Linked DNA regions of Homo sapiens: region 2 is linked to region 1. Evidence: read pairs that join two places in POLR2A ChIA-PET (ENCODE). Cell type or tissue: K562. All regions are shown on one strand. Links, peaks and the distances in the headings refer to the core of each region. The heading gives the core; the rest is flanking DNA.

Region 1 (15,137 bases), core at 6,776-10,775:
AATTTAAATAGTAATGGAAAGCTATAAAGAGAAAGACAAAAATAGCAATTTCTTTTAGGAAAAGCTGGAAAAGTTAACTTTCAGTATTTTAATCATCTTCTATTGTGAGCATTCTTTTTTTTTTCCCCCTGAGACCTGGGGTCTCACTCTGTCACACAGACTGGAATGCAGTGGTGTGACCATGGCTCACTGTAGTCTCGACCTCCCATCTTAGCCTCCAGCATAGCTGGGAGTGATCCTCTCCTCTTAGCCTCTGGTGTGGCTGGGAATACAGGTGCATGCCATCATGTCTGGCTAACTAAAAAAAATTTTTTTTTATAGAGATGGGATTTCCCTATGTTGCTTAGGGTGGAACATTCTTAAATTTATTTCTTTATACTATTTAAATTTTTTAAAATAAATTACTTTATGAATAATATTTCTGTGTCAACAATATGCACATTACAATTTTGATATTCATTACCAAATACCCATCAGAAAGATCAGAGCAGCCTACAACTCTACTAACAAGGCTGGAAAATGCCTATTTCCCCAAATCCTAGATGCTTCTAAATACTGCCAGTTTTATTCATTTTTGCCAAATTAATGGGACACTATGTTATCTAGTTTCTGTTATCATGTCTTTGAGCACTGGTGTGGTTTGTATTAGTTGTCTATTGGTTTTTCTTTTTCAGTCATGAATTTCCTATTCATTTCCTTTACCTTTATTTATATTTTTTGAAATATTCAAAAGTTATTTGTAAGGCCTTTTTGTATATTGGAGACATTTAACACTGTGTCTATATATGTATTTTAGACTGTTTCATGGTTTATTACCTTTAAACCTTGTTTCTGGTTTTCTTCCCCCAAGACAAAAATTCTTTATTGTTATGTAATTGAATATATATTTATTTTCCTTTATGGTTTTTACATTTTATGTTCTGTTTAAAACACTTTTTCCACCTTAATATTATACAATATTTATTTCTATAGAACAATAGTTCAATGATAATTATAGAATTGTATTTTGTTTCATCTATTTAGTATATATAACGACCTCCTTTGTAATTTAGTTTAACTCAGTGGTTTTTCAACTTTAGCTACTCATGGAATGCCCTTGTCTTGATCTGTTTTTGTGCTGCTATTAACAGAGTGCCGCAGACTGGGTCATTCATAAACAATAGAAGTTTATTTGGCTGGTGTTTCTGGAGGCCGGGAAGTCCAAGGTTGAGGGATTACATCTGTAAGGGCCTTCTTGCTGCATCCTAGCATGGCAGAAGGCGTCACATGACGGGAGCGTGCTCCTGAGAGGGAACAAGAGAGGGCCGGACTCTCTTTTATAGCAAACCCACTGTTGCAATAGTGACATGAATCCGTTCGTGAGCGCTGTGCTACTGAACGACCCCACCTCTCAACATGTTGCACTGGGGATTACGTTTCCAGCACATGAACTTTGAGGTACACATTGAAACCATAGCAGCCCTGCAGTGGGATGCTTGATTCTGTCTCATGGGTAGTGTCAGAATCCCTAGGGTGGGTGTTAGGCTATGTGTTTAAAAATATATTCTTGTGTATGTGTGTGGCATGTGTAACTGTGTAGCATTTTTTTAGATCTGGGCTTCTCAGTTCTTTTCAGACCCAACTCCCCATTTTTGTGAGAACTATTTTTATTGCCCTCTCTACTATCTTGAAATGAAATTTTACAGGTAGTGCAATATACCTAGTTACATATTTTCAAAACATTAATATAATGCCATAATTGGAATATAAGGAAAAAGAAAATTAAAACCTATGATAAAATAATATGTATTTTAGTATATAAATGCTGAGGTATTAGACTGGAAGACATCATTAGTCACATATTTGCACCTATACATAGAGTCACTGTGAGAAGGGAAGTAGAGATGCGGGTCAGAAGCCGTGTTGTATTGGTAACTCAAGTACTCTAAGTGGTGTTGCCTTCAGTGATATGGCTTTAATTGAGTAATTTAGGTAAAATTCTTAAAATACAGTCTTCCTTTGATTTACCTAGAAAATTCAGTGCTGTTAGGATTATGTAAAAACGAGCTCTTTGTTTTTAAATGTAAAAGGAGATTTAGTTCTAGGCTCAGACAATTATAAACAAGTTTTCCACCGTCATGGAATTTGGTTGGACACTTGAAAGTTGCATTGGATTTGGATAATTCTTCATTGTGGAGAACTGTCCGACACAGAATGTCTGGCTCCTTTGGTTCCTGCTCATTAAGTGCCTGTAATTTTCCATAAACCTTGTGACAAATAAAAATACCCGCATAAATTTCTCAAACAACCCTCAAGATAGGCGTCACTCCCATTGAGAACTACTGGTGTGGTTAATGAGTTTATGTCGTGAACTGTTATAAATACTATAAAAATACATTATGAAACTGTATAGATTCTGAAGTTGTTTTTTGAGTCATGCATGCACTGAAAGAATTGTGTTATAGATGTCATTTCCTTTTTTTCCAGCATGAAACTCTTGTCTCCTTTTGTTTTTACTTCTTAATGTAGTATTTTAATTTCCTTTGTCTCTCAAGCCAGTTCATGCTTATTGTACATCATTGTTAATTTTCAGCTATGACAAAAGAAAATACTACAGCCAATGTTATGAGCAAAATCTTAATTATATCCTGTATTGGAAGTAATGTAAGAAAATAGGAAAAAATGTAAATCAGGAAGGTTGTCTTTTGAGAAATTGGCAAATATATATGACAAATGTGTCATCGAGGTCTTGACCAAGGTTAGTTTGTTGAGTGAAGATAATGCCTTTTGTTTTTGTATGATTGTCACGTTTTGCTTCAAAGTCAAAGGAGCTGCGTAAAAAGATTTCTTTGTAAGCCTTTTCTATGGTATGCTTGTATTCGTAACCCTTATGGTAAGATGTGATAGGTGAAGCTGAATGATAAATTTTAACAGTTAATGTTTTAAAAAGAAAAGGAATGGGCTGATATGTGGTACCATATTACAGACCAATTTTAAGTGGTATGATTGCTTTCTCTATTTATGCCTAAATGATCTGATTTGGCTTTTCATGGAAATAATGAACATATTTTTGCTGAAGCAAATGAGAAAATAAGTATGTTTTCAGGCAATGATCTAGGAATAAGTTTAAGAAACATTTTGTCTAGTTTCTAGTTATTGTTGAGAAAAGGAGCTCTATATCAATTATGTTAAGGACCTAAAGTTGTTTTAACAGGAATTTTCCAAAATTTGGATGTTTAATTCCAAATGCTGTCATCTAACTGATCGGTTGTTCATTATCTGGTGTACGTTTTGTACTTATCTCACCCTGGTAAGCTATCAGGAGGCTGAGCTGCTCAAATATTTAGGTTTTAACAGAGGGGTTATGGATGATCTCTTGTAATTAAAATGAGCATTGATTAAAATCTGCTCTTAAGGTCTTTTGCCTCAAATTATCTCTGCCTTGTTTTGCTGAGTGTGAGCCCTGTTCAGCTGGACACTGAGGCATTTGAACAGAGCCTAAGGTACTTTCTGATAGACCCACTGGCACTATGTTATCCGTTCCTGCCTACACGCTCTGTCCATGAGAGCATCTGACAGGTTTCTCAACTTCTATAATCAAAGGAAAACTAACGCCAAAGTTATGGTTCTCCCTTCTATCAGTAAAAAACCAAAAAAGTTAACATTCTTGTTTCTTGTGAGTGCAAATGAATGTAAATTTGTTAGCTTAACCCACTCACATACAAAGACCAGGTGAAAAAAAATATATAGATATATCTGAGTTAGTGAATACCAACCTAACTCTCTAAAGGGTGACAATAACAAGCATGGGAAACTGTGTTAAATAATTTATACACATTTCTTTAGTGCATAGACTTTTAGAACTTTTAGGATGCTAAGTATATTTTGAATCTCTAAGTAGGGTCAACATGATATTGTGTTTTTAAAACTTACTTGACAATTGTACCATGTATATTTTAGGCCTCTTACACACATTGGTAATTGCTAATTGCTAGTCAAGGACTAGCCCCCTGAGCAACAGAAGCTTGTTCTTTCACTGAGTTGTATTTTAATATTATGCCTTTCAGTGAGTACTGATATTAGAAGTCATATGAAAGGCCATTATAGTTGTGAACTGTTGTTAAGGACATTGTTCAGTGTGTTGATTAGCATTCTTGGAATAAATCCCTCCTGTGATTTAATACTTGGTGAAACTGTATGTTTTTACTTTCTGTCAGTTGAGGATTATATAAGCCATTATGCCTTCTTTTTTGCCTTGCTTGTAAGGCATCTCAAATAAATGTGACGTACAAATACTCAAATGTAATGCAGAAATTATTCAGCTCTCATGTTTAGCATGCTAAGAATTTTTACTCTCTCTTTTTGTATTTGGGCAGTTTGATAGTTAGATATCAGCTTTTGAGCCTTTATTTGTAATAGAGGGATAATACCTACCATTTGGATTGTTACGAAAATCAAGTGAAACGTGCTTCGTTATTTGCTTAGCCATGTATCTAGTACCTTGTAGAATGCTAAGTAAATGCTAGCGTGCTTTCCTTTTTCCCCCTTCCATAATTTTAATATGTTCTGTTTCTGGTTTTGCAGTCTTATTTCATACACATCTTTACTTTGAATCAGCTCAGTCTTGTTTAGAAGTGAGTGAAGTGTAAATGCTAAAACAAAAATTATGAACAGCACATTGATTTTGTAGACCCAGAAATTGAGGAGCAGATTTATAATTTTTGAAATAAGAATGAGTAAGTGGTATCAGGCATTTCAGTAATGGAAATTCCAATTTTCAGAATATAACACGAGAGACATTTGATTGAGGCTTCTTCTACTCACCAGGGCTAAATATTAGATGATCTGGATTTTATTTCCATATGAAAGTGATTCCGTGTGAAAGGAGCCGTCGCCTTTCTGATCCAAGGCTCAAGGATAGTGTCCTTCCCTTTAGTCCATTCATCTGTACATTGGCAACTGACTCAATGGTCTCTTTAGCCACATCAACACATGGCTAGGATCATGGCTTAGGTGACCATATAATTTGTCATCAAAACCAGAACTTTTCAGAGTGAAAAGGGGCACTATTAATATTTAAGCCAGGACATAGATACAAACCTAGACACATCCAGGACAAACTGGACATTTAATGATTTTAGCTAATAGTTCTTTTTATGTTGCTTTTAAAACAAAGAGATTTTATATTTGGGGGTGTGTTAGCCCTCCTGATATTTCTGTAGCAGCACAGAAATTCAGAAGGCTGTCATCCCTATTTTGAGTCTTCTGAACCACGTTTTATTTTCTAATTTGGAGTGACATTTTCCTTTTGTATTCAAAATGACTATTGTTGAATCCTGTTTAATCAGTTCCAAGACCATCTTATACATTATTAAGTAAGCTGTAATGGCTCTTTCTTTGGACTCCACTAGCCAGGTAATAACCAGGGGACAAATGAAAGCACAGAGGTGAAGCTGAGGCTTTTAATGTCCTTGCATAGTAATTGCATATTTGGCAAAGACTCATCCTGGATTATTTTCAGATTTAGAATATTGCTTTTATTTTCTATTGTGCAGTTACATTTGGACTATTAAAATTTAATGTTTATGACTCTTGATGTTCAAAACCAGTATAAATGAAAGTTAAATTTTAGGTCACCTATGTTCTCCCCACTCTTGTTTTAATAGAAAAAAGCTTGGCCAGACCACAAGCGGGAATGCAAATGCCTTAAAAGCTGCAAACCCAGATATCCTCCAGACTCCGTTCGACTTCTTGGCAGAGTTGTCTTCAAACTTGTGAGTATAAAACTCATGAAATATAGCTGGGTTTTGGTTAAATAAACATATGCAATTGCATTTTCCGGTATACCTCAGAGATGTTGCAGGTTCAGTTTCAGACTACCACAATAAAGCAAATATTGCAATAAAATGAGTCTCACAAATTTTTTGGCTTCCCAGTAAATATAAAAGTTATGTTTACATTATACCGTAGTCTATTAAGTGTTCAGTAGCATTATGCCAACAGAACAATGTACATACTTTAATTAAAAAATATATTTCTAAAACTGCTAAGGATCATTAGACCCTTCAGTGCATCATCATCTTTTCGCTGGTGGATGTTGATGGCTGCTGACTAATCAAGTGGTGGTTGCTGAACTTTGGGGTGGCTGTGGCAATTTCTTAAAATAAGACAACAGTCGAATTTGCCGCATTGATTGCCTCTTCCTTTCGCAAATGATTTCACTGTAACATATGATGCCTCACAGCTTCTTCACCAGGAGTAGGTTCCATCTCAAGAAACCACCTTCTTTGTTCATTCATAAGAAGCAACTCCTCATCTTTTCAAGTTTTATCATGAGATTGCAGAAAATCAGTTAATTTTTAATCAGTTAATTTATAATTCTTTAGGCTCTACTTCTCTCTGTTTTAAAAAAAGTTTTGCTTTTATTTTAGATTCAGGGGGTACATGTGCAGATTTGTTACATGGGTATATTGCATGATGCTGAGGTTTGGGGTATGATGGATCCCATCACCGAGGTAGTGAGCATGGTACCCAGTAGCTAGCTTTTCATCTCTTGCCCACTCCCTGCTTCTTACCTCCCCCTCGTATTCCCCAGTGTCTGCTATTCCCATCTTTGTGTCCATGTCCACCCAATATGTAGCTCTCAGTTGTGAGTAAAAACCTGTGGTATTTGGTTTTCTGTTTTTATGTTAATTCACTTAGGATAATGCCCTCCAACTGCATTCATGTTGCTCCAAAAGACATGATTTCACTCTTTTTAATGGTTGCATGGTATTTCATAGTGTTTATGTATCACATTTTCTTTATCCATTGTGCTGTTAATGGGCACCTAGATTGATTCCATGCCTTTGCTGTTGTGAATGGCACTGTGATGAGTGTATGAGTACATGTATCTTTTTGGTAGAGTGATTTATTTTCCTTTGGATATATACCCAACAGTGGGATTGCTGGGTTGAATGGTAACTCTTTGAGAAATCTCCAAACTGCTTTCCACAGTGGCTGAACTAGATTACATTCCCACTAACAGTAGATAAGTGTTCCCTTTTCTCTGCAGCCTCACCAGCATGTGTTTTTTTTTTATTTAATAATAGCCACTCTGACTGTTATGAGATGGTGTCTCATTGTGGTTTTGATTTGCATTTCTCTGATGATTAGTAACGTAGAGCATTTTTCCTATGTTTTTTGGCCACCTGTATGTTGTCTTTTGAGAAGTGTCTGTTCTTGTCCTTTGTGCACTTTTTATTTTCACTTTTTGAGACAGGGTCTCACTCTGTTGCCCCAGGCTGGAGTGCAGTAGCATGATCATGGCGCACTGCAGCCTCAACCTCTGGGGCTCAAGCAGTCCTCCTACCTCAGCTTCCCGAGTAGCTGGGACCACAGGTGCATGCCACCACGCCCCGCTAGTTTTTGTGTTTTTTCCTTTTTTTTTTGGAAAGACGAAGTTTCATCATGTTTCCCAGTCTGGTCTCAAACTCCTGGGCTCAAGAAATTCTCCCACCTAGGCCTCCCCAAGTGCTGGGATTATATAGGTGCGAGCCACTGTGGTGGCCCTTTGTCCAGTTTTTAATGAGGTTGTTTGTTTTTTACTTGTGAATTGCTTAAGTTCCTTATAGATTCTGGATATTAGACCTTTGTTGGCTGCATAGTTTGCGAATATTTTCTTCGATTCTGTAAGTTGTCTATTTACTCCATTGCAGGTTTCTTTTGCTGTGCAGATGCTCTTTATTTTAATTAGGTCCACTTGTCAATTTTGTTTTTGTTGCAGTTGCTTTTGAGGACTCATCATAAATTCTTTGCCAAGACTGATGTGTAGAAGGGTATTTCCTAGGTTTTCATCTTGATTCCAGCTCCTTCGTTCTTGCTATCACATCTACACTTACTTCCTCTACTGAAGTCTTGACCCCTCAGTGTTATCCATGAAGGTTGGAACCAAGTTCTTCTGAATCTTCTGAACTCCGGTTCATGTTGCTGTTTTGACCTCCCACTGGTAAAGCATAGGCAAAGTCGATTTACCACAAATAGTAAGGGCCCTGGCATTTTAGGAATGGTAAATGAACACTGGCTTCAACCTAAAGTCACCAGCTGCATTAGTCCCTAAAAAAAAGTCCACTTGTTCTTTGAAGCCAGGCATTGAATTCTCTCTAGCTATGAAAGTCCTAAGTGACATCTTCTTCCAATATAAGGCTGTTTCATCTACATTAAAAATCTGTTGTTTAGTGTAGCCAAATTCAATTATTTTAGTTAGGTCTCCTGGATCATTTGCTGTAGCTTCTATATCAGCACTTGCTGCTTCACCTTGCACTTTTTTAGATTTATGTATGTATGTATGTTTTGAGATGGAGTCTTGCTTTGTCACCCAGGCTGGGGTGCAGTGGCGTGAGCTTGGCTCACTGCAACCTCCGCCTCTTAGGCTCAAGCGATTGTCCTGCCTCAGCCTCCTCAGTAGCTGGGACTACAGGCGCCCACCACCATGGCCAGCTAAATTTTTTGTACTTTTAGTAGAGACAGGGTTTCACCATGTTGGCCAGGCTGGTCTCGAGCTCCTGACCTCAGGTGATCTGCCCGCCTTGGCCTTCCAAAGTGCTGAGATTGTGGGCGTAAGCCACCGCACCTGGCCACCTCGTGCTTTTATGTTATGGAGATGGCTTCTTTCCTTAAACCTTATGAACCAACCTCTGTTAACTTCCAGCTTCTCTTCTGCAATTTTCTCCCCTCTCTCAGCCTTCACAGAATTGAAGCAAGTTAGGGCTTTCCTCTGGATTAGGCTTTGGCTCAAGGGAATATTGTGGCTGTTTTGATCTTCTATATCCAGGCCACTCAGACTTTCTCTAGATTAGCAATAAGACTGTTGTGCTTTCTTATCACTCATGTGTTCATGGGAGTAGCTCTTTTCATTTTCTTTCAGAACTCTCCCTTGTGTTGACAACTTGGCTGTTTGGTGCAAGAGGCCTGACTTATGGTCTATATCAGCTTTCAATATTTCTTTCTCACTAAGCTTACTCATTTTTCTAGCTTTTGATTTAAAATGAGAGATGTGTGACTCGTCCTTTCACTTATAGGTCATTGTAAAGTTATTAATTGGCCTAATTTCAATATTGTTGTGTCAGAGAATACAGAGGCCTGAGGAGAGGGAAGAGATAGGGGAATAGCCAGGCAGTGGGAATAAGCCGGTCGGCGGAGCAGTGAGAACACGCACAACATTTATTGATTAAGTTTGTGGTCTTATATGGGGATGGTTTGTGGTACCCCAAAACAATTACAGTAGTAACATTAAAGATCTCTGATCACAGGCCACAGTAACAGATATAATAATAACCAAAAGTTTGAAATATTGTGAGAATTCCAAAATGTCACACATAGACACAAAGTGAACACGTGTTGTTAGAAAAATGGTATGGACAGACTTGTTCGATGATGTAAATCTTCAGTGCAATGTCTGCAAAGCACTATAAAGTGAAGTGTGATAAAATGAGGTATGCCTGTGTTATTCCTATTTAAGGCTGAAATTAACCCCATGTTAATGTAGAAGGTAGATTATTCCAGGGAGTGTCTTAGACAAAAAAATTTGTTCTTTTCCTATTAATCATGGAATCTGTAGCAGTGAAGAAATACACAGTCTCTCTTTGAAGGCCCTGCTATCTTCTTGTGGGAATAAAGATGGAGGAGGTTCTATCTCTGAGGTATGAGATGGTAGTAATCTCTGTTACATTGCCTTTATAACTTGGGTATTGTAAACTAATGCACAGGGCGAGCATGTCATTTTCTACTTTCCTCTTCAAGGAAGATACACATACATAATTAGTATTGACTGGAAGAGTACTTATCTTATTTCCTAAAATTCACTGAAGTGATTTCTTCGGCCCTTTTTCATAAGTGGCAAAACAGTAAACTCTGTGAAATCTTGCTGTGGTGAAGCCTTTTAGATTTTTTTACCCATCTTTAGTGTGAATATCTTTCTCAAATTATTGTAGGCTCCCGATTTGTCCTTCTCCTTTTTTTCTTTTTTGAGACAGGGACTTGCTCTGTTACCCAGGCTGGAGTATAGTAGCACAATCATAGCTCATTGCAAGCTTGAACTGCTGGGCTCAAGTGATTCTCCCTCCTCGGCCTGCTGAGTAGCTGGGACTACAGGTGCATGCCACCATGCCTGGCTAATTTTTGTATGTTTTTTAGGCATAGGGTTTCGCCATGTTGCCCAGGCTGGCCTTGAACTCCTGGGCTAAAGCAATCTGCCTGCCTCGGCCTCCCAAAGTATCGGGGATTATAGGTGTGAGCTACCATGCCCCACCTTTTCCTATTGTTTACTGACTCTTTTGGCCGGTACACGATTTTATAGAGGGTTTTATGAATATAAAAATATGGGAACTTTTTGTACAAGAGTTTTGCATTTGGAGATTAAACTGTTGAGTGAAGATACAAGTTAGATTTTTATTTTAAAGTTGTTGATTAATTCAGTCTAATGAGAGTGATGAATAGAAAGAATATATAGAAAATGTTCTTTTTGATGGACTTTCATTTAAATATACAAAGGTACTCAAACTTATTTGTTTATATATTGGAACACTTGAAATTGTTATTGGCGTTTTCCCCTTTTCCTTCACAGATGGATGGAGCACCTTCAGAATCAGAGAAGCTTTACTCATTTTATGATCTGGAGTCAAGTAAGTGATTGTCTATCAGCATCTTAAAAAAGTTTCTATAATTTGTTTGCTGAGTTGGTGAATGGATTTATTTTTAACTATGTTTTTCTGTTTCTTTATAATGTGATGCAAACCTAACAAAATTTATTTTTATATACAACTGTCACACTGGTTTATTTCACTTATTCCAGGGTAGCTTCGTCCTGATAAGGGTTAGTAAAGCGCCATGAAGATGTTCAGGTTACATGGGGTAGTGTAACCATTAGTCCAGTTGACAAAATCATTTTTCTTCTTTTTTTCTTCCCTGTTTCCCTTCTTCTGTCTCTTGGTTTCCTGTTCTGTTTTCTTTTTGATGTCAGAGAAGAGTGATTAGTGAACAGGGGGATTCCACAGAGCTTTTAGGGTTACTGATCTTTTAGACATTAAGGAAGGTAGAAGGAACAGATGACTCAGTCTCTGTGGCAGTGTGAAGCATCATTCTTCTCTGAAACTACCATGTAGGTAGCCACCTTCTTGTGATGACTTAAAAAGCTTCCCATATCTGAGTGCTAAGCAAAGGTAGGTTTCGTTTTGATTTTGTATTGGCGCAGATCCTTTTCGTTAAGGTTGTAAGTGATTTCAACTCAAAACTAGCCAGGGCACATACAGTAAATTTGCTGCACAGTTTAATACTTCTGGATGGAGACAAGAAGATGATCTAGTACAGATTTATATAAGGTTGTGGGATCTGAAGTTCCCATGGTAATAAATTATTATTTAAGAAAAGCAATGGCAACAAAAGCAAAAATTGACAAATGGGATCTGATTAAACTAAAGAGCTTCTGCACAGCAAAAGAAACTACCATCAGAGTGAACAGGCAACCTACAAAATGGGAGAAAATTTTTGCAACCTACTCATCTGACAAAGGGCTAATATCCAGAATCTACAATGAACTCAAACAAATTAACAAGAAAAAAACAAACAACCCCATCAAAAAGTGGGCGAAGGACATGAACAGACACTTCTCAAAAGAAGACATTTATGCAGCCAAAAAACACATGAAAAAATGCTCACAATCACTGGCCATCAGAGAAATGCAAATCAAAACCACAGTGAGATACCATCTCACACCAGATAGAATGGCAATCATTAAAAAGTCAGGAAACAACAGGTGCTGGAGAGGATGTGGAGAAATAGGAACACTTTTACACTGTTGGTGGGACTGTAAACTAGTTCACCCATTGTGGAAGTCAGTGTGGCAATTCCTCAGGGATCTAGAACTAGAAATACCATTTGACCCAGCCATCCCATTACTGGGTATATACCCAAAGGACTATAAATCATGCTGCTATAGAGACACATGCACACGTATGTTTATTGTGGCACTATTCACAATAGCAAAGACTTGGAACCAAGCCAAATGTCCAACAATGATAGACTGGATTAAGAAAATATGGCACATATACACCATGGAATACTATGCATCCATAAAAAATGATGAGTTCATGTCCTTTGTAGGGACATGGATGAAATTGGAAATCATCATTCTCAGTAAACTATTGCAAGGACAAAAAACCAAACACCGCATATTCTCACTCGTAGGTGGGAATTGAACAATGAGAACACATGGACACAGGAAGGGGAACAGCACACTCTGGGGACTGTTGTGGGGTGGGGGGAGTGGGGAGGGATAGCATTAGTATATATATCTAATGCTAAGTGACGAGTTAATGGGTGCAGCACACCAGCATGGCACATGTATACATATGTAACTAACCTGCACATTGTGCACATGTACCCTAAAACTTAAAATATAATAATAATAAAAGAAAAAATAAATAAAATAAAAAAACATATATTTACCATCAAAAAAAAATTAACAAGCATATAAAATAGAAAAAAAAAGAAATCATTGGGTTATTCTGTTGAATAAGTAATCTAAAGGATATGCATAGACATAAGCAACAGAGTTATGCTGTAGTTCAACTTGATGTATCTTTTCAAGTTTTAAAAGACAGCAAAGTATTCAAATTTTCTTGTTATATTACTGCTAGGTAAATAACATCTGTTACCATGGGTTTTACTCTTCACATTAGCCCTACTCAGTACTAGTGTCATACACATGACCTTAAGTGAAATGCTCTCACATGTTATTAATTGACCTGTTGTATCCTTTCAGCCTTAACACCCCATTTGTGGTATGATTGAAAATGATATTTAAGGGGGTAGTATTGGCGTTAGAACTTTTCTTCTTCTTTTGTTTTAGAACCATCTCCTTCTGTTTGGGTTGATGCCACATCATATCTTGTTTTTTGTCTTTGTTTTTTGGAGATGGAGTCTCTCTTTTTGTCCAGGCTGGAGTGCAGTGGCGCGATGTTGGCTCACTGCAACCGCCACCTCCTGGGTTCAAGTGATTCTCCTGCCTCAGCCTCCCGAGTAGCTGGGATTACAGGCGCACACCACCACGCCCTGCTGATTTTTATATTTTTAGTAGAGATGGGGTTCCACCATGTTGGCCAGGCTGCTCTCGAACTACTGACCTCAAGTGATCTGCCCGTCTTGGCCTCCCAAAGTGTTGGGGTTACAGGCGTGAGTCACGGCGCCAGGCTCCTTTATCTTGTTTATTCAACTCAGATAACTTGAAGTTGAAATTGCTGTGCTTGATCCCTGTTCTATTCATGATGTACTAGCCATATGACAAATTTAACCTATTTGAACTTTATCTGAACTTTTTAGTTCTTATTTTCTGTCTTTTTGCCTTAGAGGTGATGCTGTTTATTAGTTTAGTCATGACCTAGTTGTAAATTATTTCATGGAAAAGTCTGCTTAAGTTTACTGACTTAATAAGAACTGATAATTGTTTGTATGTGTGTACAGAATGATGTAGAAAATCTGGTAACACACAATCTCAGTGATTTTGGTTTTAATGCTTTTTCATATATGTGCGTACTTATGTTTTGATAGGTGTTTGATCTTACATTGCAGACAAAATTTGGCAGAATTTAATTGATAACATATGCATCATATTTAGTTGTCAAAAGATAAAACAATATGTATTTGCTCTTTGTCAAAATCCAATGTAAGGTAGGAAATATCTGGTTTAACAGCCAGCATTGAACACTTGAAAATTATCCTTCAGAAGTTTACTTTGAGATTGTGCTATTTATTTTCTCTTTAAAAAAGATATTAACAAACTGACTGAAGATAAGAAAGAGGGCCTCAGGCAACTCGTAATGACATTTCAACATTTCATGAGAGAAGAAATACAGGATGCCTCTCAGCTGCCACCTGCCTTTGACCTTTTTGAAGCCTTTGCAAAAGTAAGTGTTAAGTTTGCTCTTTGCTAATTCCATACATCAACCATTTGCTCCTTATTTTGTTGTTAGTTACAAAAATGTCGAGAATCTTGACAGGAAATTCAAGACCCTTAATGCCTTATATTACTTCCTTATCATAGTGAGTAGAGCATGAGAGAATGTATTGTGTGCATTGAGAAGGGTATGAATTTTTCTGTTTGATTAATATTCTTGTTATTGCCTGAGTATGTTCATTGTGAATTCTCAAAGTGTACCCTTGGAAGAAAGAGTATGCTTTCTTTTCTCAGAAGAAAATAGCATATCCCATTATTTTTTGTGAATGGACTTGTTTGCCGTTGCATTGCATTCATTGAGTTTTATGGTGGTTGTTTAAGCATAGAGCCTGTCTTTGAAATGAAAAATTTATTGAAATCCATTTCTTTTCTTTTCTTTTTTGTTTTTAGACAGAGTCTCGTTCTGTCACCCAGGCTTGAGTGTAGTGGTGCGATCTCGGCTCACTGCAATCTCCGCCTCCCAGAATCAAGCGAGTCTCATGCCTCAGCATTCTGAGTAGCTGGGATTACAGGCATGAGCCACCACGCCCAGCTAAATTTTGTTTTTTTTTTTTTGTTTTTGTAGAGACGGATGGTCTTGAACTCCTGACCTCAGGTGATCCACCCGCCTCGGCCTCCCAAAGTGCTGGGATTACAGGCGCGAACTGCCACGCCCGGCCTCCTGAAGTATTTTTTTTTTTTTTAAATGATTCCGAGGGTTTATCTTGGCCTAGGGAGGAAGAGTGCGATGATTGATTTTTTTTTTTCTTCACTAGCCCATAGGCATGAAATGATTGCTTCTTGATATTTACCCTGGGATAGGGATGACAGAAACACCCCCTCACTGCTATGGATCTGCTGTCCTCGCTTTCTCACATTGTGTGTTTGCATTTGTTTTAATGTTGATCACAATTTAATAACAAGTAAAACTTTACTTTTGACAATTTTGCCACTTATTTTGTAATTTGTAAGCACACGTTTGAAGATATATTTATGCCATTAATATTTTAAGGCATGTTTTAAAATTTACTGTTTTCTGAAAAATTAAATGTAATTGGTTTGATTGCTGGAGATTTATTCCAGTTTTTCTCAAATGTATTTTTATTCTGTATGGTACATTTTTATGATTTTCTGATTAATGTCATCTTAGCATTATATTCTGGTTATCTATAATTTAAAATTGATTTCA
Region 2 (15,137 bases), core at 7,350-11,349, 140 kb after region 1:
ATATACTGTGTACAGGTCAAGCACATAACTATTAATAGTAAAAATCAACTTAGACAGGGGAACGGGATTCAGATCCAGCAGTTTTATCCTAGCCCACACTCTTAACCACAATTACAATGGCAAACAAATAAATATTTTTAATTGTATGCAGTATGATTTAGTATTGGAAAGACTGTTTAAATTTTTTAAATAGACTTTAAATTTTAGAAAGTGTAGATATACAGCAAAATTGTGAATAGTACAGAGTGTTCCCCTATATATTCTGTACCCAGTTTTCCCTATTGACACCTTATATTAGTATGGTGCATTATTACAATTAATGAACCAATATTGATATACTGGTACTAACTAAAGTCCATACTTTATTCAGATTCCCTTGGATTTTACCCAGTGTCTGTACCAGTATGCCACACAGGATACCACGTTATTTTTGGTCCTTGTGTTGCTTTAGGCTTCTCTTGGTACAGTTTTTCATACTTTCTTTGTTTTTGATGATCCTTGACAGTTTGGAGGAATATTATTGGTCAGGTATTTTGTAGAACGTACCTTACGTGGAAAGAAGGTAATACCTGTCTGAATTTTTTTTCATGATTAGAGTGGAGTTACGGATTTTGGGGAGGAAGACCACAGAGATAAAGTGCCGTTTTCATTACATCCTACCTGGAATATGCTCTATTGACTTGACTTGTTGATTTTGACCTTGATCACCTAGCTGAGGTCGCGTTTGTCAGCCTTCGCCACTGCAGAGCTCCTCCTTTTCCCTTCCACACTGTCCTCGTCACAGGGACGTCACTAGGCACCACCCAGACCTAAGGAGAGGGGAGCCACGTTCCACCTCCTTGAAGGAGGAGTATTTAATATGTAAATTATTTGGAATTCCTCTGAACAGGAGATTTGTCTTTTATTTATATCAGTATGTATTCGTACACAATTTATTTTATATCTCTAGTTATAATCCAATACTACTTTATGTTCTTGCCCAAAATATTCTAACTTTTGGCCGCAGGGAACTTTTTCAGTTGATTTCTGTGTCCGTTTGACATATCCTCATCATTGCAGAGTTGTTTTTTTTTTTCTTTAGCACCTCCTCACTTTCTGGCACTACAAGATGCTTCAGGCTTATTTTTTATGTTTCCTGCTCATATCCTAGAAGCAGCCATTTCTTCAATGTGCCCTGTTTTCTTTTATTGGAGAATAGTTTTAGAAATTGGAGAATTTAGAAATTGGAGAATAGTTTTAGAAAACAAGATTGGGCACTATTTATGTTTATTGCTAATGAGTTTTCTTTGCTTCTAGGCCCTATGAAAGTTTTAACTTTTAAATTTTTTAAGCTGCTTGAGCTGCTATACTAAGCAACTATTTCTGTAAATGTTGGTGGCCAAAAGTGTTAAATAAATAGTTTAAAATTTGTTTTTCATTGGGGAAAGAATGTTGTATTGTAGTTACAGTTGAGAATTGCCAAAAATAAAATTTAAAAAGAACAATACTTAGAAGAACATTTCTAAAAACATTTCTTAGAATTGTATAATTGTCTCAGTCAACTTGCTTTTATTATTTTTCAAGATAATTTTTAATGATTTTATACAAAGCAGTGATTCCCTGGGTAATGATTGTGAAGATTTTGCCTTTTGTGCTTCTCTTTTACAGTGGATTTTTCATTTATTTAACTTGGATTAGAATTAGAAATGCAAATACGTCAGCAATTGAATTTACCCCTTGGAATCTTGCTTTTTGCTGGACATTTACTATCTGAATTACACAAAGGAAAAAAGACAAGGAGCAGTGTCTGTACCCAGGAGTTATTGTCTAGTAGTTAATAACAAGCACTGTACAAGCATTGATCAGTCAAAACAGGAAATTTAGAAACAACCAGGAGACCATATCAGATGTATTCTGGGCAAATATCACCCCTGCCCAGGCCTAAAGAACTGCCAAAAATCTTTAAAATATTGGCTTATAAATAATGTGAAGTAGAAAAAAAATTTAAACATGACATCTCAGTGATATTTCTGCAAAGGGAGGTTTTTTTTTAAATAAAGAAGTGACAGTAAAATTGATTTTCACTAGCTTTAAAGACAGTATCATCCTCTGTATCGTAAGATATTACTCTGAGAAACACCCCTTCATTCTTTCAGGTGAAAGGCAGCCTATTATCACAGGCAGCCAACCACTGCAACAGCTGGTATTGACAAAGGCTCTGACCCCTTTTGGTTAAAAATGAAGCAAAAATCTGAGTGTTCGTAGGGCTTCCTAACCTCCGGTTGAGCTATATGTAAGAACCCTTCACCCATTATAATAATCCAGGTATGCGATGTTGTATTACAGTGACCTGCAGGGTCATGACTTAGTGAGAGGCATTCTTTGTCAACACAGGGAAAGTTAACACAGAAGGTAAAATTTAGAAGAAAGGTGAATGGTTATAATATTCTTTCAGTGCGTGTGTGTGTGTGTGTGTGCGCGCGTGCACGCACATTTGTGTGTATATATTTGTATATTCCTTCAGCAACATGTCATATGGTCTAGGAATCCCTGGGCGATTTCTGGTTTTGGAGAATAGGATGTGAATGTACCTCTGAAACTGACAGAATGATGTATTACCTTGTAGGTCACTGGAGTAGAGTCCAGATGTGCTTAAGCATTTATGAAAAGTTACCTATTGTCACAGAGGCCCCGTACCACATGAGTCCTGTGAGACTTTAAAGGAAATCTAACCAAAATTGAACTCTATTTCAGGTATAGCATTTTCTGTGGTTTGATAATGACATTATACCTATTAAAATAATTTTTTGCCCTCATTATTAAAACCATTAGTTTATTTAGTGACTTCACAGTCACAAGTTTTTTATATTTCCTGGGCAAGCAAAACCTCAGTAGCATAAACTTAGTTTTGTCACTGCCCCGGGGATCCCACTTCATATGGGCCAATAAATTTCCAGGCAACTACAAGTATTATGTCATATGTGCAAAAATGTGATGTCTTTTTTGATCCAAACCTTTGCCAGACATTCAAGAGAGGTTAGGATGTAGTAAGTGTTTGTAAAAGACTGGAGCTCTCAGTAGGCCAAGTATAGCGTAGAAACTGGCAGTGGTGAAAACCTGGCTGCAGGTACAAGAGAACACACGTATATGGATTGTAGTTACAGCTTTAGTGTGAGCGAATTAATCTTCATTGTACGAGGGACCCAATGTAATTCTTCAGACGTTTTTGTGGAAAATCTTCGTGAAGGAGACTTAGATCATTGTTGTGCCGTAGAATTTCTCTGATAATGGAAATGTTCTCTCTTTGTTGTGCAATATGGCAATCAGTAGCCGTTTTCATGTATCAAACACTTGAAATGCGTTGAATGTGACTGAGGAATTGAATTTCAAATTTAATTTTAATGATGTTTTAAATTTAAATAGCTACATGTGGTTAGTGACTACCTTTTGGATAGCACAGCTCTAGATGGCTAGGTTTGGCATGTCTACTCGTGAGATAATGTCTGTGAAAAACTGTGGCATGCAGCCGGGTGCAGTGGCTGACGCCTGTAATCCCAGCACTTTCGGAGGCCTAAGCAGGCGGAACACGAGGTCGGGAGTTCGAGACCAGCCTGGCCGATATAGTGAAACCCTGTCTCTACTAAAGATACAAAAATTAGCCGGGCATGATGGCACATGCCCGTAGTCCCAGCTACTCGGGAGGCTGAGGCAGGAGAACCGCTTGAACCCAGGAGGTGGGAGGTTGTGGTGAGCTGAGATCGCACTACTGCACTCCAGCCTGGGTGACTGGGCGAGCCTCCATGTCAAAAAAAAAAAAACAAAAAAACCCCACAAGAACTGTAGTATATGAAGTGTTCAAAAAAATGTTTACTTTTCCCCTTAGGAAGTGTGTAGACCCCCTTGATACTTTTTTAAAACAACAACCCACAGGTTAATAAATCTTTTGTTTTAACTTTCCCAGTATAGTGCCATTGCTCATGTACCTCTTAAATTTCATGATGGTATGAGGAACCTTTAGAGCTGCAGTTATAGAGAAGTACATAAAAACAGCGTACCTCTCTTAATTGTGCGCCACCCCCAAATGAAAGAGAACATAATGACCAATTTGTATCCATTTTGTTCCCCAGCACTGGCTTGCGTGAACATGATTTAGAATGCTTTGCTGCTTTTGCCATTTTGGTGTACGTTTGAATAAAAGGGAAAGCTTGAAAGGGGACACAAAGGTAAGAAAGAAAAGAAGGCCTAGAATTAAAGAGGGAGAAAAAGAAGCGTGAGTACCCGGAGAGCTGCGAGGACGATAGCAGCCGTCTGCGGCTCGGAAGAACTGATTGTAGATCTACAGGAAGTGTGCTGTTGTGCTGCTGGCGGAGGCCGTCCCTGAGGAAGTAGGAGAAGACCACTAGGGCTGTGTCTAAGGTAACTGTAAGGCCTCTCCATCCTTTCTGCTGATTATGACTAGCAGCTAATTTGGATCTGATTTATACTGTGGGGAAGAAGCTTGGAGAGAAACGTGGGGTGCCAGTGTGATGGGGGTGGGTCAGTGAATGGCGGCTTGCTGTCTCTGTAGATCAGGCCACAAGGCCACTGCTGGGGCTGCCTCTTTTGTCGTAGGGACTTAGTCTAGAGTTTTATTGAAGGGTACGTAAAAGATCATACAAATAAACATATTCTGAAGAATACATTCATCAGTACAGTCTAATTTAAATCTCCAGATAGTTGGTAATTTTGCTTTTTATGGACAAGTCTTTTCATCGAACTATTTCTATTTCTATGTGATCTTGTTGTATTTTAAATGTTAATTTATTCTTCCAATCTCTTCTTCCTTACTTTCATCCCAGAATTTTTTCAGATCTGTATGTTTCTACCAATGTGGCTCTCAGGTTGTCCCTAATTTGTCAGAGGCTGTAGTACCATATTTTCTTAACTGGTAGTAAACAAGATATGACGATAAATGGGACCTAAGGATACTTCTAATGAGGAATACTTTTGTCTTCACATGTTTTATTGGGTTTAACTAGAATGTAGAATGAAAAACAATATGACTTCTCTGTTTTCTTAGCATATTTTGTTCTTAATTTGGCTGTACTTATTAGAACTCCTCCAAGATTTCCTATAATCATTACATTAAAAGCCTTCATTATCAATTGAAATGCATCTTTTGTAACTACATTTCTTTTTTTTTTTTGACTTTACCTTTTACCTTTTTAAAAGCAATGAATGCATTACTCTTGCCAAGAAAATGTAAAGATCCCAGGAGGACTTACTGTTCTCCTTTTTCCCTAGAGAGAGCTAATCTCAAGTTCACTCTTTTTTTATTAATAGTTGGATTGAGATACATTTAGTCTCATATTTACTCTTTAAAGAATATGTAATCATTACAATCATTACTAATTTTATTTCTTTTCCCTTAACCCTTTTAAAGTTATAAGGAAATAATACTGCATTTTAACATTGATAGGTACCGTAATTTTGGATTTTATTTTATTGTAGCATTTACATTAACTGCGAATCTTGGCTTTAAAAAAGCCACACATAGGTTAGGCACAGTGGCTCACGCCTGTAATTCCAGCACTTTGGGAGGCTGAGGTAGGAGGATCGCTTCGGCCCAGGAGTTCGACACCAGCCTGGGCAACACAGCAAGACTTCATCACTACAAAAGAAAAATTAAAAATGAGCCAGGTTATTTTGGAGCTTTAACATTTAACAACTGCCCTGCTGGGTTCCAAAGTTGCAGGAGTTCTGTAGCCCCTTTCTTTTTGCCAATTTCTTCAATTAAACCTCTTTTCTTATAAATTAAAAAAGTAAATAAGTAAATAAAATAAAAAATAGCTGAGCATGATGGCACATGCCTGTGGTTCCAGCTGCTTGGGAGGCTGAGGAAGGAGGATCGCTTGAGCTCAGGTATTCAAGGCTACAGTGAGCTATAATAATACCACTGCACTCCAGCCTGGGTGACAGAGTGACACCTTGTTTCAACAACAGCAACAAAAACAACAACAAAAGCCACACATAGCCTCTTCTGTATCCAACTTTTAAGTGAAAGTTCTTAAGATCTTCAATGTATGATTCTTAATTTTTTCCGTAATAACAACACTCCAGTGTTTTCAGATGTTTCAGATTGTATCTGTTTTTGTGCAGTGGTTCTCAAACTTCAAGGTGCATCAGAATAACCGATTGCTGAAGTTTCTCATTTATTAGGACTGGGTGGGACTCAACTGCATTTGAACAAGTTCCTGACTTACTGATGCTGTTGGTCCGTGGCCATACTTCAGGAATGACTGTGTTATCATATTTGATTCTTCGAGAATCCAGTGAGATCTTGGGCAGATACAGATAGGGAAAATGAAGCTTGAAGACATTTGTGATCTTTTTCCAGCGACACATCATGAATTAATGGTTGAACAGGTACCAGAACCCATGAAGACCTTTCTGGTTTTCTCCTGCTCATGGCAAGAGTTCAGTTCCCAAAAGACATCTCTCTGATTTCAAATATGTTTGATCTTTTTGTCTTATTCTTTTAAGAGCTATTCATGTGTTTGGATACACACCCCTAATATTCACATTTATTTATAATATATGCTTAAAATTTTCTTGTCTTTCAGTTACATGACTAATTTTTGTGCCTAGAGATGTTCTAAAAATGCAGTGTCTTTCTGAAGAAACAAAACCTTACATAACTTGTCAAGGCCACCCAAGGTTAATCATGAGGAAAAACGTTGAATTTTTTTACCCACCAGCCTAGTCTTCTGGCATTTTTTCACTCTAGCTTGCGGTGATGGTTCTAGGCAGGACCATTATTTGTGGGTCCACCAAACGAGGAATGATCCAAAACAAAGAATCTCAAAACCACATCACCAGACCCTCGCAGAAGGGCCCTGTACTGATTTCAAGGATACTTTTATATTTTGCTGCTTCCATGGAGAACTGATAGTTGGTCTTTAATTGGTACCAAAACATTGAAACTCCTGCGTGTAAGGCAGTGACATACAGAATGCACCGTGAGGTGCGTTTTCTCCGTCTTCCCCTCAGTTTCTCTCTGAACTACCTTAGGGTATTCAGTATGTGGAGCATGTGGACTAGTGTCTTGAACCCGGTGTCAGCCATCCATCAGGATTTACCTGTTGAATATTGCATGGTAAGCTTTGCTAGTATAGTGAGGAAGTGCTGTATGCTTTTCTGATACTGGCTTTTCTAGTTCCTACCTCTCATTTTCTCTTGCTTTCCTTCTTCTGTTCTACTTTGATGTTGGGGCCCCTGAAATACCTTAATCCAAAATAGAAGTCGGGAGGGAAAAAATGATAGCTGGAGAACAAGGTGAAAATCTTGACCTCGACTATCTTCTATTATTTAGTATAGTGTTGGCTTTTTGTGTGTGAGTTGGGGAGGGGGACAAAGAAAATCATGATTTTTAAAAAATTTAGTCTAATTGAGTAGTAATTTAAATCAGTGAGCTTTAGCGACTCCCCTACTTCCCATGCTTCCTTTTTTTTTTTTTTTTTTTTTTTTGAGACAGAGTCTTACTCTGTCACCTAGGTTGGAGTGCAATGGCACGATCTTGGCCCACTGCAACCTCTGCCTCCCGGGTTCAAGCGATTCTCCTGCCTCAGCCTCCCGAGTAGCTGGGACTACAGGTGCCTGCCACCACGCCTGGCTAATTTTTGTATTCTTAGTAGAGACGGGGTTTCACCATATTGGCCAGACTGGTCTCGAACTCCTGACCTTGTGATCCACCCTCCTTGGCCTCCCAGAGTGTTGGGATTACAGGCGTGAGCCACCGCGCCCGGCCTCCCATGCTTTCTAATGCTGAAATAAAACTCTTAAGTATACGCTACGGTCTGTGTGTGGTGCTTTATACGCACCATTTTACTTAATCCTTTGTTAAGCAGTATTATTTTGAGGAAACAGATTGAGAGCGATTATGTAACATGGCCAAGGTCTGACACTTAGTAAGTGATAAACTTGGGTCTTAAATACTAGTCTTTTGGACTTGGGCATTTAAGGACGACTAGCCTGTATTACCTTTCCTTTGAGATCCTTCCTCAGATAGGAGGTGAATTTAATAATCTGGATTTCTTGAAATAAATTAGACTCCACAAAAACAAATCCTGCCTTTAAAACTGATCTCCATATTTCCCCTTGTTTGTTACGGTGCCAGTTCTTTAAACATTTGCTTGAAAAGAGAAATGTACATGTTGCTTTTAGAGACACGTGTCTCCTAAGCACATACAAATGACAGTATTTTGCCGTTGCTGTGCCTGGGAGTTTTTATTTTAGTTATTTGGGCTTTAAAAGCAGCATATGATGGAGTTTCAATATGTCTTAAAACCACGGAGTGCTACCATGATACGTACATAAATAAACCGTAGGGGGTCTCTTTCTTTATTTTGCCCATGGAGATGTCTGATAGCTTTCAGAAAAAAGGCAGCCACCCTAAGTGACTAATGTCACCCATTTGTAGGGAAATAGTTGAGAATTTCTCCCAGAGTATATCCATTAAAAATCACTTCTTTAGCCTCTCCTGTGTCTTTAAAACCTTTTCATCTTTCCTATTTTGTCTTATATGTCCCTTCTTGTTATAGGAGTATGTATTTTAATAACAAATTTAATACAGTATTCAGTCTTAGAACCAGTTAATGTTAGCTGTATAGCAAAAACAAACATATATTCATCCAGTCAGTCATGCTCCAATATGGAATAACTGTTACCGACACTTGCGTTGTTCCCTTGCTTCCTGAGTAGCTTTGAGAAATATCATTCCTGTGAGTCTCAGCTTCCTTATGTCTAAAAAGCTGATGATAGCATCTCTTTAGATATTTGTAAGAGTTGGATGAAATAGTGTGCATTGTAGAAGAAAGCGCCTCTGTGTAGTGGGGTGGGAGGGAGGACATGGCAACAAGGTACCTTTCTCTTTAAGAAGTTAGAAGTTTGCCTTCTGGAAAACAGTTATAAAATCAAAACCCAATGGCTAGTTCGTGCTTCAGCAGCACATATACTAAAAAATTAGAATGAGACAGAGAAGATTAGTATGGCTCCTGTACAAGGGTGACATGCAAATTTGTGAAACACTTCATATTTTTAACATAAACACACACAATGGCTAATGAAACATACAGACCTTTTTTTTTTTTTTTGAGACAGGGTCTTGCTCTGTCACGCAGGCTGGAGTGCAGTGGTGCGATCTTGGCTCATTGCAGCTTTTGCCCTGCAGGCTCCAGTGATCCTCCTCACTAGCCTCCCGAGTAGCTGGGACCACAAATGTGCACCACCATGCCTGGCTCTTTTTTGTGTTTTTAGTAGCGATAGGGTCTCACCATGTTGCCCAGGCTGATCTCAAACTCCTGAGTTCAAGCAATCCACCCACTTTGGCCCCCCAAAGTGTTGGGATTACAGGCATGAGCCACCACGCCTGGCCCCAGACCTCTTAAAGAAGCATATTATGGGTAGGCCTATAATCGAGTTCTTAACATAGATATTAAAAAAAAAAATGTCAACCACAAATGTTAGTAACTTGTGCCACTTTTAAAAAGCAAACTTGTTCAGAGTTTCTGTTTGGGATGACAAAAATCTTTTGGAAATAGTGGTCATGGTTACACAACATTTTGAATTTAATGCCATTGAAGTGTACACTTAAAATGGTTAAAGTGAAAATTTTATGTTATATAAAAATATTTTTAAAAAAGTCAGTGAAGTGAATCTTTGCAGGGCTCCATTAGGCATTGTCTAGGCCAGAGAAAGCTAGAACTGGGGCCATACTGCACAGCTCCTGGGGCAAGGAGATCCTCTTTTCAGAGTCCAATCTGGACTCTGATCGCTCCTGTTCGCTGCTGTATTTCTAGCTCTAGGCCAGGACGTGCTGGATGAATGAACAGTCTGTTTGCTTCATGGTTTGTGCAACTCATTGCTCTTGCTGTAGTGCCAGACACGACAACATTCTGATAGTAGTTTGACTTCCTATGCAGGGAGAAAACATGAAGGTCAGAGGCTGAGTGTCCAGTCCTTTCACCCATTAGTTTTTTTATTGTAAATTAATAAATCGATATTTATTATACATTCTTAAAAATCCCAAAACAAGTTCGAGCTTTACAACTTGACACCAAGAGGTCTACTAGATACTTTTTATCAAGACGGCCCTCAGTGCACGTGAGGAATGTGAGCCACCAAGACCATTGATACGACAATGAAGAGAACTGTTCTTAGGGGGACTTCTTGTAATATTTCCGTCAACAAGTGCTCACATGAAACTAATGCTTCAAAATGGGTTTCTTGTACTTTGCATTGTCATTATCTCCAAGGAATGGGTTCCATTATTGTGGGGTTGTTTGCTTGTTTGTTTAATTCATAGTTTTCTATTCAAACAATGACTTGTTAATCATGTTTGTTTCAAAAAAGATGAATAAAAATTTACTGGTCTCTTTAGGGCTGCAGTCTTGCTTAGAAATGAACGGAATCTAGAAATATTTTAATTAAGAAATTTAAAAGTTTCAAAGCTTGTAGTTTTAAGATGTGCTTGTTTTTTCACAGTGGAGCTATTGAAAAATCCCTCAGCAGCTTGCTTTACCACTGTGTTTTCTGCAATGATCCTCTTGAGCATTTTAAAAGAAAAAAAATTGTGCCAAATTAGTTTTAAACATTATTCCTTGCTTTCTGTTCTCTTCATGTCTATGTCTTGTGTTTCTTTGCCTGAACACAGGACATAAGAACCTTATTGTTTTCTCAGAGTGCTTTTGGGTCCTTATTTGATATCTTTTCCACTCTTCATTCCTATTTGTTTCTCCTTTCTTTTCTTTTCTTTTTTTTTTTTTTGAGACAGAGTCTCACTCTGTTGCCTAGGCTGGAGTGCAGTGGCACGATCTCTGCTCAATGCAGGCTCTGCCTCCGGGTTCACACCATTCTCCTGCCTCAGCCTCCCGAGTAGCTGGGAATATAGGCGTGCGCCACCGCACCAAAGTGCTGGGATTACAGGCATGAGCCACCTTGTTTCTCCTTTCTTAAACGCAGATCTTTTGACTGGAGCTGTGGAACTGGGGTCAGAGTTGAGCTCCATCAGCACATCACCTCGTTATCTAGCACATCACACCTACTTTGTATGTTTGTGTAGCAGACCATTTCTTCTTTCGTGTTTCCTCATTTTACATTTCATCTCTTCAGTCACAGCGAAAAGTTGTTCCGTGAGACCTCTTGCATAATGACTCTAAGGGGCTTCAGAGACATTCTCCTGCGAGGTAACTGTGCCTGTGATGTGGGGAGAGTGTGAGACTGGGAAGCAGAAGACCGGAATGTGATACAGCCTTTCCCACGACTTGGCTGAGGAACTGCTGTTGTGAACCTTTTGCCCTGGTGGGATTATTGTAAGTATTCAGAGGGATCATTTTGAGAGAAGTGCTGTGGACATTGACAGTGCCAGACTCTCACAGGTCAAGTTTTCATTGTCTCTTAGTTTTGGGGCTGATATGAAATGAACTTGGGTCTTTTTCTGAGGGCTTTCAGAAAGTTAGCAATTAAACAAGAATTCTAAATTCTGTTTTTTGAATTCACCCACCGTGCTGTTCTCTGGTTTCAGAGTACTTGTGCATGGTAAGGGACTGTGAGGAAAGACTTTGAAATGATTAAAAAAAAAAGAGCATGTTTTGTCTACTCAACCATCAGGTCAGCTCTGCCTTTCACTGTCTTTGAGCTGTACTAGAATTGTGTGTGCTGCAGAAAATAGACAGTAAAGCGCCTGGTTCTTGTCCATAAAATGCAGTTGTGTTTGGAGAATGCAATAGATTATTTTCCTATGCATATTGACTAGTTTTGCACATTTTACATCTTGCTGGCATTTCTGATGCTTATGTATTTGTGTCTTCTTTGAATTCTTTTAAAAATCAGACTTAGCATCTTACTCATTTTCTAGTGAGTTAAATCTTTTATATGTGTTTTATTAATTTTGAGAATCATTATTTTGCTTTACAGAAAATTATTTCTTAACAATACAGTAAAAAACCACAATTCTGGGAATTAAGGGAACTATTTATGTTACTTTGAGCAAGGTACTGAGCTCTGGTTTTCCTCATTTAAAAAAAATGGTGAGATTTGACCGAGACAAACCTCTAGTCTGTGATTCTATGATTTTATGATTCTGTTATTCTACAATTTAATATTCTGTAAGCCCAAGGTCCACTGTCCTAAGTTTGTTAATATTTAGGTGAATTGGCATAGAATCAAGGAACTAAAGTATGTTATGTATGTAAAAATTGTGTAAGTTCTTTTTGGCATTTTTAGCATACGTGTGCACATAAATTACCATTGTACAAGATACTTTGGTGTTTGTAATTCTTGAAAAGGAATTACCAGCCAGGCACGGTGGCTCATGCCTGTAATCCCAGCACTTTGGGAGGCCGAGGCGGGTGATCACGAAATCAGGAGATCGAGACCATCCTGGCTAACATGGTGAAACCCCATGTCTACTAAACATACAAAAAATTAGCCGGGCGTGGTGGCGGGCGCCTGTAGTTTCAGCTACTCGTGAGGCTGAGGCAGGAGAATGGCTTGAACCCGGGAGGCGGAGCTTGCAGTGAGCCGAGATCGCGCCACTGCACTCCACACTCCAGCCTGGGCGACAGAGCAAAACTCCGTCTCAAAAAAAAAAAAAAAAAAAAAAAGAATCACTAACATGGCAAAACCCTGTCTCTACTAAAAGTACAAAAATTAGCCGGGCGTGTTGGCGGGCACCTGCAGTCCCAGCTACTCAGGAGAATGAGGCAGGAGAATCGCTTGAACCCGGGAGGCGGAGGTTGCAGTAGCCGAGATCGCGCCACTGCACTCCAGCCTGGGGGATAGAGCAAGACTCTGCCTCCAAAAAAAAGGAATTATATTACTTGAATTGCTATTGACAGTTTTCAGTAGTGAGTAAAGGAAGGGTGAGCATTCTCCAGGCAGCTTTTTAGATAAGAAGAAAAATTTATTTGCCTTTAAAAATTCTTGGCATATAACACCATTAGTGCTTATAGAAAATGATGGCTGTTATTGAAGTCTGTGACTTTTTAAAACCATTATTAAGTTCAAAAAGCATTTCTAAAACATCTAGCCTTACAGAGCATTGCATTAGGAAATGTAAGAAACAAATTGAAACTTTTATTCCTGCTGTTTGGGTAGTCACTATTAAGCATCAATGTGGTAGGTATGTCTGAGCCACCTCAGGGTACTGTAACAAAACTCCACAGACTGGGTGGCTTAAAAAACAGAAATTTATAATTCCTCACAGTTCTCAACACTAGAAGCCTAAGACAAGGTTCTGGCCCACTAGGTTTCTGGTGAGGTCTCTCTTCCTGGCTTGCAGATGGTGCCTCCTTGCTAAGTCCTCACATGGCCCTTCCTCATGCAAGCACACAGGGAGGAAGGGAGCAGGTCAATGAGCTCTCTGGTCTCTACCTGTGAGGACACTAATCCTATTGTGTCAGGTCCCCACCTGTATGACCTCATTTAACCTTAATTACTGTCTGAGAAGCCCCTTCTCCAAATAGAATCAGAGGGTTAGGGCTGCAACGTAAGAATTTTGGGAGGACACAAACATTTAGTCCATAATCTGTGATATTGTTAGAAGCAAGAAGTCACACATCTGAGGTACAGATTGAGGATGGCAAGAAGTAGTCTCCCCAGAGGAGGCCTGGTCATTGTTGAAGACAGCCAAGAGTTGGTGAGTTTGATGCCAATCTGGGTGCTTCTATAATTAGAAGATACTAATTATACTGACCCATTCCTATTTATCTGTTCTAATTTTTCAGTGGTTACAAGGTTTTCCCAATAGGAAAAAAGGGCAATATACTTGCTTTTCTTTCTTTTTGGATTTTAAGCCTGAGACCTCTTTGGGTCATGATATATATATTTAGATTCTTTCAGCATGTGTAACAATATCCCAGAAAGGACTAGTGTTTTATATTCTTTTAACTCCTGGTTTTTCTACCTACTGCCTTTACTGCTTTGGTGCTCATGGGAATACTGCCACTTAGGGAAAAATACAACCTGATCTTTTGTGGATCTTGGAGTGGCTTACTTGGTTTAAAATAATCTGGGACGTGGATAGGTGGAGTTATTTCAAGCCCTTCGGCTTTACTTCCATGCCTAATGTCTTTTCTCATCATTTATTAAAGCGCTTTGACTTTGATATGTATCCTGTTACCACCTTGTAAATCCTTTTAGTAATACCTTTCTATGATGAAGGTGTAAACACTGCTGTTTCTACCGCATTTACTTCTCCCTCCGTGTCATTTTTATAGGACTTTAAACCTGCTAATGTTCCAGGTTATTAATTTAAAACAGCCAGCCAAATAGTAGAAGCTTCTTTCTCATCTGTAATGTCCTGACCTCATTTTACCTGTTTCCTTTTCAAATTCAGTTTGGAAATCTCAATTTTCATAATCTTTTGAGCTACTACTTCACTTCCCTGATATTTGCAATTTAGCAGCCTTATTATTTTCAAGACTTTATATCAGGACCACACATGAAATAATTACTTTTTTTTTTTGGTGCTGGACATACTCCCCTAGCTAGTCAGGATTTTTATTTATCTTTCTTTATCTTGTAGGAAATGGAATTCTTATTTGCATTTTCCCTGATTTCTCACCTTGCTTCTTCTTAACCTTGTTCTGACAGTATTTAAGTGATGTAGCTTGGACATTGTTTGCTTTTTTATCTCTTATGCCAACCTTCTTGTATTTAGCTACATGCTTAGAGCTGCCCAATTAAATGGCATCCAGTAAACTGTATTAGGGTTTGTGCTTGAAAATGCTTTGAAGACGCAGTTGATGTTTTCTTTGTAGTTTCTCGTTATTCCTCAAGTTTGTAAGTTAGTCTAATTGAAAAGTATTGTCTGGAAAACTGCCTCGTTTACATGCAGATTTCATTGATTGCCCTGGGCTTGTACAGACTTCGCAATACTTTTGTTGATGGAGTTTCTCTTATGTGAAACACTTTAGCTACCTGTCCTTGGTTCTGGACTCTAGCTTTCCAAAAGCAACATGGAGAATTTAAAGGGGCCTTAGATAAAAGCCAAAAATAGACTTAGAAGATAAAGTTAAAGGGGTTACAATTATTTAATCTGCTAAAAATAAGGGTGTGGAGAAATTTAGCAATGTGCTAACTGTGTCTTCTCTATGTTAAGTATGCTCATTTGTACTTAG

Evidence for each region. ChIA-PET counts read pairs that join two places held together with the same protein. Peaks named below come from ENCODE experiments on the same cell type or tissue, not always from the same donor. Only the 100,000 strongest peaks of a DNase experiment are listed, where the experiment ranks them.
Region 2: POLR2A ChIA-PET joins it to region 1 with 5 read pairs; 1 of 35 experiments calls an interaction of 5 or more read pairs at or near these places.

What each region holds. Positions count from the first base shown.
Region 1 is chr1:246,325,983-246,341,119 of GRCh38, reverse strand. SMYD3 (SET and MYND domain containing 3) reads left to right here. Exons shown (of 12, transcript NM_001167740.2): 3 at 5,646-5,753; 4 at 10,583-10,640; 5 at 13,783-13,919. Among named protein-coding and RNA genes, the nearest start is that of SMYD3-IT1, 11 kb to the right of the region's middle. RefSeq lists a silencer at 7,263-7,312 and an enhancer at 10,885-11,044. In K562, for the core only: no CTCF peak of the experiment used is centred there; a DNase peak (open chromatin) is centred at 8,859.
Region 2 is chr1:246,182,933-246,198,069 of GRCh38, reverse strand. The region is part of intron 5 of SMYD3 (SET and MYND domain containing 3); the gene reads left to right. It also overlaps LOC124904573 and the pseudogene RNU6-1283P. Among named protein-coding and RNA genes, the nearest start is that of SMYD3-AS1, 82 kb to the right of the region's middle. In K562, for the core only: no CTCF peak of the experiment used is centred there; DNase peaks (open chromatin) are centred at 9,819 and 11,006; H3K4me3 peaks cover 531 bases.